2 separate regions of the Homo sapiens genome follow, and region 1 is linked to region 2. A link is a contact called in ENCODE Hi-C data. All regions are on one chromosome and are shown on one strand. The core of a region is the stretch at or near the end of the contact, and the rest is flanking DNA. Distances in the headings are between cores, read along the strand shown.

Region 1 (4,842 bases), core at 2,084-4,583, 1.9 Mb before region 2:
TCCCAAAGTGAGAACTTTGGTCATGTTCCTATAGTTCAAGTGCTACTTGTCCTCTACCATATTGCCTTATCTTTGCAGAAAATGAAATACGAGGAAAATTATTTTTCTTTGTATGTAAAAGCTTCCCAACTAAAGACTGGAAAATATCACTGAGGGGGGTGTATAATCTCTTCCCCCAAGGCTTCTTCACAGTTTGTCAGAACATAATCAGTTTGTGATAACATAGGTGATTTGTGATTATAGGCAATTGGTTGGACCAGATCACTTATTTTATTCCGCTCTAATCATATAAGTTTATGAAAGTATGAGACTGGAAAAAAAAACCTGCATAAGTCCTTTTAAACTCTTCCTGTTGTGAGCCTTGAAGTCAATTCAGGGAAGTCCAACTTTAAGGCAAATGCACTATCAAGAAGAATGGATGAGGGAGCAGCCCATAGACCAGCCTGAACGTTGCATTCCTGACAAGAGAATTGGCAGAGTGGAGGCTGCCTGGTAGGTCAATGGATTTGGAAATGAAAGTTACATCATGATTACACGGAAAAAAAAAGTCTCTGATAAATAACAAAGACTGCCACAGAGGCACATAAATAACAGTAGCTAGTAGCAATACGAAGGATACTTTTACTACTGCAGGGCTTCTAGATACTAAGCTCACAGGCACCACTCGCAAACTCAAGGTGCCAATAGGATAACAAAATGCAGAAGTAAGGTTACATAAGCTGATTAATTAGTACAGCAGCTGATTTACTTAAGTTTTTGTTGTTGATTTTGCCTTGCTTTTTGAATTATGTTGTGCTGTTTTTCTCTGGAACCTACATTCATATCTGTTGTCAGACAAAAATCTATTTTGTAAAGGGTTGTTAGTGTTTGATTGCCTCTTATCATGGATTATATATACATTGTTTCACGAAGTTTTGCTCAAGAGATCACTTGTAACATCCAGTATTCCTCAGCAGTTTCAGTCTGAGAAATGGGACATTCTTTACCCCACATTTTATAGATTTTGGATAATAGTATGGGTGCTTTTTTCCCCCAAGGCTAGGAGTAGGGCATATACTTGCCAGAAGCCACTGTGAGCCCAGAAACACAACAGCATGCTTATTTTAAATGATAGAACAAATTATTCCTGTTTGTGAACAAAAAAATTAACATTTAAAAATATTTCAATTTGGAGAATTTGGGAAGAATTATCAGCACATTTGAGATGTGGGAGGAGTGTTATATTTTATTGTAAAGTCATTTGCTAAATTATTTATCCCTGTTCTTTCTGACCATCTTATTAAATATAGAAGTGTATTTAAGTCTTAATATTAGAGAAAAGAGATTGCACTGTTAGCCACTCAGCTACCCTTTTATATTTGCCTGGTAGGTTGAAGCATTCCCTGGCATCAGTCTTTCAATAGATTGAAATTAATATCTCTAATTCCGACTTTAACCTAGGGGTTTGCTGTTATCTGATGGTATGTTAATAGTGCTACACGAGTCGTAAGCCTGTCCCCTCAACCTAGAGAGTTCATTAGGCTTTCTATGAGGTGAAAAAGAGGAGCAGGAAGCCAGTGCCAGTTATTCATTGCCTTATGACTCAATTCTAATCACTTCAGTGCATGTGACTGACAGAGAAATGCTCTCTGCCGTGATTGAGGGTATTGATTTCCCAACCCCTTTCGGGGCACACTAGACAGACACAAACAGAGGCTTCGGCTTTCAAAAAACCTCTTCATCTGCCTTAATCACCTGATCGATAATCAGCATCAAGACTAGGGATCTTGAACAAAGCCTCCGCCAATGTCTTTATTTTCTTTCTTCCATTGGGCTACAGATCTGCTGAGTCAAGGTGATCTTAATAGATCAGAAAGTGAACAGTAAGCAACAACGGTAGCAGCCTTTAGTGACAGTTGTTAGATCTAGAAGTTCCCATTACAAAAAAATGTAACTGTTTCTCTCTTCCTCCTCTCCACCCACATCCTTCATGGACCATTGGCTGGCAAACTAACCCCTGCATACATGGCTGAACACTCTGAGAGCCAGCAAGTGAAATCACTTCTGTGACCCAACCAACTGGAACACGGAGTGTGGGGGAGTGGGAAACATTCATAGACAATGAGCTAGCTCATGAGTTTCATATTTTACAGTGGAAGACCACAGGCAAAGTTAAGTCTGAATTATATCTGAGAACGGAACAATAAGTAATGTGAAACACTCAGCTCGCCCAATACTGAGTGCCTCTAGACAAAGCTTTCCATTTCAAGCTTTTAAATATTTGAAAGGTAAGAGTATGCTCTATTTAAACATTTTATAGAACATTTCTCGTTCGGTTTTTTTAAAGTATTTTGATCAGTCACATCTATTTGAAGCTCTGACATTTTAAAATTAAAATTGAAACACTGTTTCCACATCTTGGAAAAAATTTTAATAAATGTTTAAAATTAACTTGTAAATTAAAGGGCTATCTTTAAATCTTGGCATTGCCCCTTCCTCCAAAAGTGTGTAACATTACCTTCCTCAAAAGTTTGCTTTGTTAGGATTTTAAGGGGAATTTTTTTTCTATAACCCCACCGATTTGATTGTGGTAAATGGTTAATTTGTGGTCCTACTTAAAGAATTTTTTTATTCAGCTCTAAGAATTCCCTACTGAATGGAAAACAGTAACACTTATCAAATACCATCTATATTGCCAAAGTGTGAAATGTTTCCAATTAGAATTTCATTCATGTTTAGCCAATTTTTCAATTGAATTAAAAAAGCATAAAACACACATAATCTAATGTATCCTCTGTGACGAGTGAGTCTTTATTTTGCTGAATTCAGAAGAGCCTCATCCAATATAATCACTGCATTCATTCCAATTATAAGAGCAAAGTTGTGCAGACTTCTTATATGTTATGCGATGTCAAGAAGCACAGTGCCCAGCACTAATACCTCCAGTGAAAAAGGCAGCGATTTCCCACAGCAGCGCCTTGATTTAAATTACAGAGCACATTTATTATGCTTCTGTTCCTCAGACTGTGAAATACCATAGTACAGTAGCTTTGTTCTGACCCCTTCTCCAAAGCCCTGCCTCAAAGTGTGACTAATCTAGTGCCGGATGACAGCTAACTTCAACATCAGACAACACGAAAATTGAAGACACTTTTTATCCTCTTGCCAATCTGCGAGTGTCTGAATAAGCCTCGTCAACTTCATTACAAACTCATCATCTCTTGTGTAGATAATGATAGCCTAGGCTGGTGGAGAACTCAGCTTCTTGTTGTTTTTACTGACTTTCTCTGCCTTCAGGCCAAGCATCTGTGGGGATAATGAATGGAGCAATTCTTTTGGCACAAAACAAAAGGCTCTTGGGGTGGGGAAAGGCCCATGGCGTCAGTCTAGGCACAGCTCTCACAAACGAAAATTCTTTGTTATGAATCGCTCCTCAGAAAATAGCTCTATCGTAACCAGAGAAGTGAAGGACACAGAGTAACTTTGTACTGAGGCAGGGAGGTTAAAGGCAGTGACCATGTGAAAGAATTTCAGAGGGATTTGATTCTTCTTTTATTATTTTATTTATTTATTTATTTTAGGTGCCTTTAGCTAAAGCCTATTTGTACCAGATAGAATAACTGTACAGTACCAGCTGAACTATTTAGGATACATTCATTCTAGCATTTCAAAATGGTAGACTTTCTGAATTAGTTCTCCTAGAACTACTGATGGGGTGTGTACAGAACATATAGAGAATGTGAGAATATAGCAGTAGGGAATGTACAAAGATCCAGGAGCACCTTTTAAAGCAAAATTCATCTATTATACTAGTATATGAATATATATCATACCTTTCCCTAGTCTGTTGAGACAGAAGTTAGAGCTCATAATCATCCAAAATTTAAAATATTAAAAATAAGTTTTTACAATTTTATGAATTGTGTGATTAAGAAACGTGGGTGATAGCTAATTATGCCTTACAAGTATGGTAGCTTTATATCATTTATACATATCCCTAATAACTATTTGATCACTTAGCAGATTCTGCTACTAGGCATATTAATCGGTGGCACATTTAGTAAAAAAGATCTTTGTTAAGTAGTGTGGCTGAATATGATAGTTATTTTACCAATTTCTTTTTCTCTTTTTAGAACGTGAAGTTAGTGTGACAATCCCACAATAAAACCCACTCTCTTGAAATTTGATCATTTACTTTGAAGTGATATTCAGCAATTAAATTTTGTATTTCTTTCAATGTTCGTTATGAAAATTGATGTCAATTTTCTGTCTCCTCACCAATTGAAAATAGCTTCTGCATATTATGTCATCTAGTCCATCTGTGATATATAAGGCGTGCCTAGGTAGGATATTTATTAATTTCATTTTAGATTGATTATTTTCATGTCATTTTCATGTGGGCACTTAGGAAGCAAGGGATGAATGAATACAATGCCACTAAGTCAATTTATAGTATCATGAGCAATTCCAGTAATAACTGTAGAGGTCATAAAAAGAGAAAAACAATAAGAGCTAGGGAAAAGCTATCTACAAATCTTTAGCTAAGAGACAACTATTTTGTGTTCTTTTGTTGTTGTTGTTAAATAATATCCTTAGGCATTTGTTTCTCATAATTAAGCAGCAAATGCTGTATTTTACATGGAGATACACTGGTATCTGTGAAGAGAACAGATTAATGTAATGTTTTGCTACCTTTGACCTTGTATCCTTGAGTCTCTTGATTCTATGTCACCAAACATAGCACTGTAATAGAGTTGAGGTCCAGCTAATAGTGTGTGCTATTCTGACTGTCATGCTCCATCATTGTAACTTACTGCATGAGGTCCCCAATGTAGCCTCGTGTGCACATGTACACATGCACGC
Region 2 (4,309 bases), core at 998-3,497:
AGTCCTAAAGGTTGGGATTCTAATATATCTTTTGGAGGGACACAATTCAATCCATAACATCAAGTAACTGCACAACCTAGCTACCCTAATAAACTGAGTGTTGCCTAATCTACCACATGATAAAATTGGGCATTTGCAGGAGCATGCTATTATTAAGCGAAAATTGTATCTATATGATAAAGGAGATAAGCCCACCAGGTCCACAAGGCACAAGAAACTCAGACTAGCAGAAAACTTAGACTCTATGATGCCTGCTCCCATTGACTCAATGTCTCTCCCTCAGTGCACACCTATAGCTTCACAAGGAGTTTCCTACAACTAGGCAACAGATGAGGGAAAGGAGTCAATGTTATGCAAAGTAAGCTGGCACTAGCAATAAGTAGATGGCTGCTGCATCAGAGTCCCTCCCAGGGATGTCCTGAAACACAGCAGAAAGGGAAATCTTACTGACAAACAGAACTTTGAGCAGAACATCTGCTTTTCTATTTTGCAAGAAAAAAGAGATGGCCCAATGTAAGATCTACACTGACTCATCAGTGGTGGCTAATGTGTTGGCCAGCTGCTACCTTAAGGATTTGGAAAAAACAAGATTGAAAGACTGGTGACACAGAGGTCAAGGTGGGGGAGGCATGTGAGAGAGTCTCTTGAAATGGGCACAGGGTGTGAAGATATTTGCGTCTCATGGAGTGCCCTCCAGAGAACAAATTGACCTGTCCCGTAGATGTCAGCCAGCCTCCTGCCAGCTTCCTTGGGGCTTGCTGAATGTACAATGAGTGCCATGGTGCTGGCATGGAGATGAAGCACAGGCTTAACTCTCCAGACTTCCTTCACCGAGGCTGATGTGGCTTACCAATGCTGAGTGAGCAAAATGCTGAGAGTGAAGGGCAGCACTGAGCCCCCTGTGGCACCATTCCCCGTAGTCCGTGTTAAATGGCCTCTCTTCACAGCATCAGTTCACAGGGTCCAGTAACACCATTGACTCATCTTCCTCAGCAGTTGGAAGAGGGAGGAGGAGAGTTAGTTTCAGCCTCTGGAGTTGGGGGTGAGTGAGGATACTGATGTATCACAAGCAACTAGTGGGCAAGGGGGAAAAGATGACTGAGTTCAAAAGCAATGCCTGGATTGGAAATAAAAGATGGAAAATTGCATTAATTCATAATCATGTGGTAATGCCCCATCGGACTCTGCATTCTTAATCTTTTACCTCTACTGACAGAGAGGCTTTGCTTTTCAGCTGCTGTGAACAAGCTGAAGAGGCCTTATCCTCTTATCTGCAAGAGTGGAAGTAATCACAGGGGGCCCTAAAGGCAAATGTTTACCTGTGTATTTTATCGTGAAAGTGCCAAGGGTCCAGACCTCACCTCTCTTGTCCCACTTTATCTCCAGTACCTAGAAGGGAGGCTGGCACATTGTAACCACTCAAACATCTGTGGATGACTGGAATAAATGGGAGGATGTAGGAATGAATGAACGAATGAATAATCCTTTAGGGAACAATAGAGAGCTGGGGGAGGGAGAAGCCATACCTGATCTTTTATTCTTCTCCAAAACCCTTGAAAAGACTATGAGAGGCCGCATAGAGTAGCCATTAAGACCTTGAACTCTTAATTTAGGATCTACAACTTCCTAGCTGAATGGCTTGGCCAAGTTATTTATTCTCTGTGTACAGTCTTCCTTCCTGTAAAACAAACACAGTAAATGCTTAGAGCAGCACCTGGGAAAAAGTCAAGTTCCACATAAGTGTTACTGTCATTATTTTTGTCATCTTGATGAGTGTGTAAGCCTGCAAGACAATCGGGAAATTCCCTAGGGAGGGTGAATCCAGATACTCAGCTTCCAAGGGCCATTCAAGAGGGAACAATCACCTTTTCTCTTTGCCTTTCATACTGCTTTAGACCCCTCACTGCTTCCTAACATAACTTTCACTGGCAAGAGACGGAGTCCTGGGTTTCAGTTCCAGTTGCCTGCGGTGGGCTGTGTGAGTTTGCCAAAGTCCCCTGCCCTCTCTGGGTCTCGGTTCCCTCGCCTGTCCACGTGAGGTTGGAGGAGCTGAACGCCGACGTCATTTTTAGCTAAGAGGGAGCAGGGTCCCCGAGTCGCCGGCCCAGGGTCTGCGCATCCGAGGCCGCGCGCCCTTTCCCCTCCCCCACGGCTCCTCCGGGCCCCGCACTCTGCGCCCCGGCTGCCGCCCAGCGCCCTACACCGCCCTCAGGGGGCCCTCGCGGGCTCCCCCCGGCCGGGATGCCAGTGCCCCGCGCCACGCGCGCCTGCTCCCGCGCCGCCTGCCCTGCAGCCTGCCCGCGGCGCCTTTATACCCAGCGGGCTCGGCGCTCACTAATGTTTAACTCGGGGCCGAAACTTGCCAGCGGCGAGTGACTCCACCGCCCGGAGCAGCGGTGCAGGACGCGCGTCTCCGCCGCCCGCGGTGACTTCTGCCTGCGCTCCTTCTCTGAACGCTCACTTCCGAGGAGACGCCGACGATGAAGGTGAGTGCCGCGCCACGTACGTCCCCGGGGCGAGCTGTGGGGACCTCTTCGCCAAACTCCCCAAATGGCCCAAAAGCTGGCGAAACCGGACCAGGGACTCCCCTTAGGCGGAAGCCCCAAGGCCACCCTCTGACAGGTGAAGGGACGTCCCAGAGCTCTCGCTTAGCTTTCGGACCCTGGCTTCTGCTAGGACCCTGGCGTCGAGCTTTGAATGTCCCGGAGAGCCACTCACAGAACGCACGCCCGAACCCGGGCAGGGGTAGAGAAACCAACGCTAATGTGCTCTGAAGGCACAAGTTCAAGGGCACCCGCCTTAGAGAACTCCAACTGGCGCACTCCAGACGCCACCCCCACCCCCAGCCCGCGGTCTCCCTCTTCTAACGCACTCCCACCTGCAAATCCTGCTGCCTCTGGAGCAGCCCCGACCCTCCTACGGAAACTGGGGCCACACGCTTCCCTCTAATTGGACTTGATCTGCTCGGCTTGCAGACACCGTGGAAGGTTCTTCTGGGACTGCTGGGTGCTGCTGCGCTTGTCACCATCATCACCGTGCCCGTGGTTCTGCTGAACAAAGGCAGTAAGTTTGAAACATTTGAAAAAGATAGGACAGTTGGAGCTCAGGTCAGGCTCCGTCTTACCACGCTAAGGGAAACGAGGGATTTTGCGTGGGGTTGGACCAGTGCCCCGAAGTGTAGCTGAGAAGGCTTCCCAGTTGTTGTTGCTGCTTGTAGAGCAGCAGCTGGATTCACTTCGCGGGGTCTTCAGTGTTTAGGCTGAAACTCTTGCGGCTTTCACGTCTTGTTATGTATAATAAATGCATGCTTCCTGAAATTAGGGAGAGTCGGGATTTTTAAAATTTCAATTTTAAATTTAATTTGTAAATTTTTAAATTTACATGTAATTTTTGAGAAAAGTTTTTGGGTGTGATCGAAAAAGGAAAAAAGGCAGTGTTTAAAGAGCCCAAAGACAGCAGTAAGGATATCTGAAATGGAAAGGAAAAATGAGAAAGCAAGCCCCAAAATACAGTTTTGAGAAATGATGTTCCACAGGGAACCCAGACTGTTTTCCCTCAAGGGTGGTGAGAATTCAGTTGGAGGGTGGGGAGGCAGGGAAGTAATTGACCAATTTAGCAGTATTGCAGAGCTAAATAATAAAGCTGGTATACACGATAATATTTAAGAAGGGTCTGGAATCAGTGATGTTTTGGTGGATTCTTTTATTTAAGGACTTTCATGTCTTTTTAGCTTGCCTAAATGTATAAAACACTCACATAATGGAATACTCACTGTAGGATGCAAGCAAGTGAGAACTACTAGTTTCAGTCTCCCCTGGCCTTACTTTCCTTTTAAACACTTGCTTTCATTTCAGCATTACACACTATAAATTAGTCAGCCAGTTAAAGCATTCTCTCTGGAAGATTTAGTCAACTGAGGAATGTATAGTCAGTGCTTGCATACTCAAGGAGTCTTATCTAGATTTTAGGATGACAGTTCAGAATTAGATTGTAGAGCTATGAAAACCATGCTTGCTGTGCAATTCAAGGCCAGGGCAAATGTGCCAAAGGTTAAATAACTGAATGGGTTGACCTACTGCTAATGAAATTTGAAGAAACCAGTGGTTGCTACTATTTTATACCATTAAATGACAGTCCACTTAAGCTTGACTCTTGTGGACTGTTAAAATATAACTATTTTCATAAAGCAACTCTTTGTGTAAACCATACATGCAAAGCCTTGTGGGAGAAGAATGTGCTAGTCATACAATTGATAAATATAGGGCTTACAGGCTTACATTATGTTCCAGGCACCGCGTTAGTTGCTGCA

Evidence for each region. Hi-C counts contacts between places; a loop is a spot of excess contacts on that map. Pooled maps may share reads with other maps.
Region 1: a loop to region 2 is called in a pooled map, with 6 times the contacts of the local background. The contact joins the enhancer-like site here to the promoter of DPP4 in region 2. A Hi-C loop is called at or near these places in 2 of 37 single-sample maps with no recorded cell type and 4 of 50 pooled maps.

The regions. Positions count from the first base shown.
Region 1 is chr2:164,012,707-164,017,548 of GRCh38, reverse strand. No RefSeq gene overlaps it. Among named protein-coding and RNA genes, the nearest start is that of FIGN, 280 kb to the right of the region's middle. RefSeq lists enhancers at 1,772-1,921, 1,962-2,011. Within about 2 kb of position 3,333, at least 5 of the 41 ENCODE cell types and tissues checked have a DNase peak (open chromatin) inside an H3K27ac peak, as active enhancers do.
Region 2 is chr2:162,072,153-162,076,461 of GRCh38, reverse strand. It overlaps DPP4 (dipeptidyl peptidase 4), which reads left to right and starts at 2,247. Exons shown (of 26, transcript NM_001935.4): 1 at 2,247-2,486; 2 at 2,976-3,063. The coding sequence starts at 2,481. DPP4-DT (DPP4 divergent transcript) reads right to left here and starts at 1,605. Exons shown (of 3, transcript NR_147697.1): 1 at 1,527-1,605; 2 at 851-984. RefSeq lists a promoter at 66-1,842, enhancers at 1,397-2,094, 2,529-2,728 and a silencer at 2,119-2,378.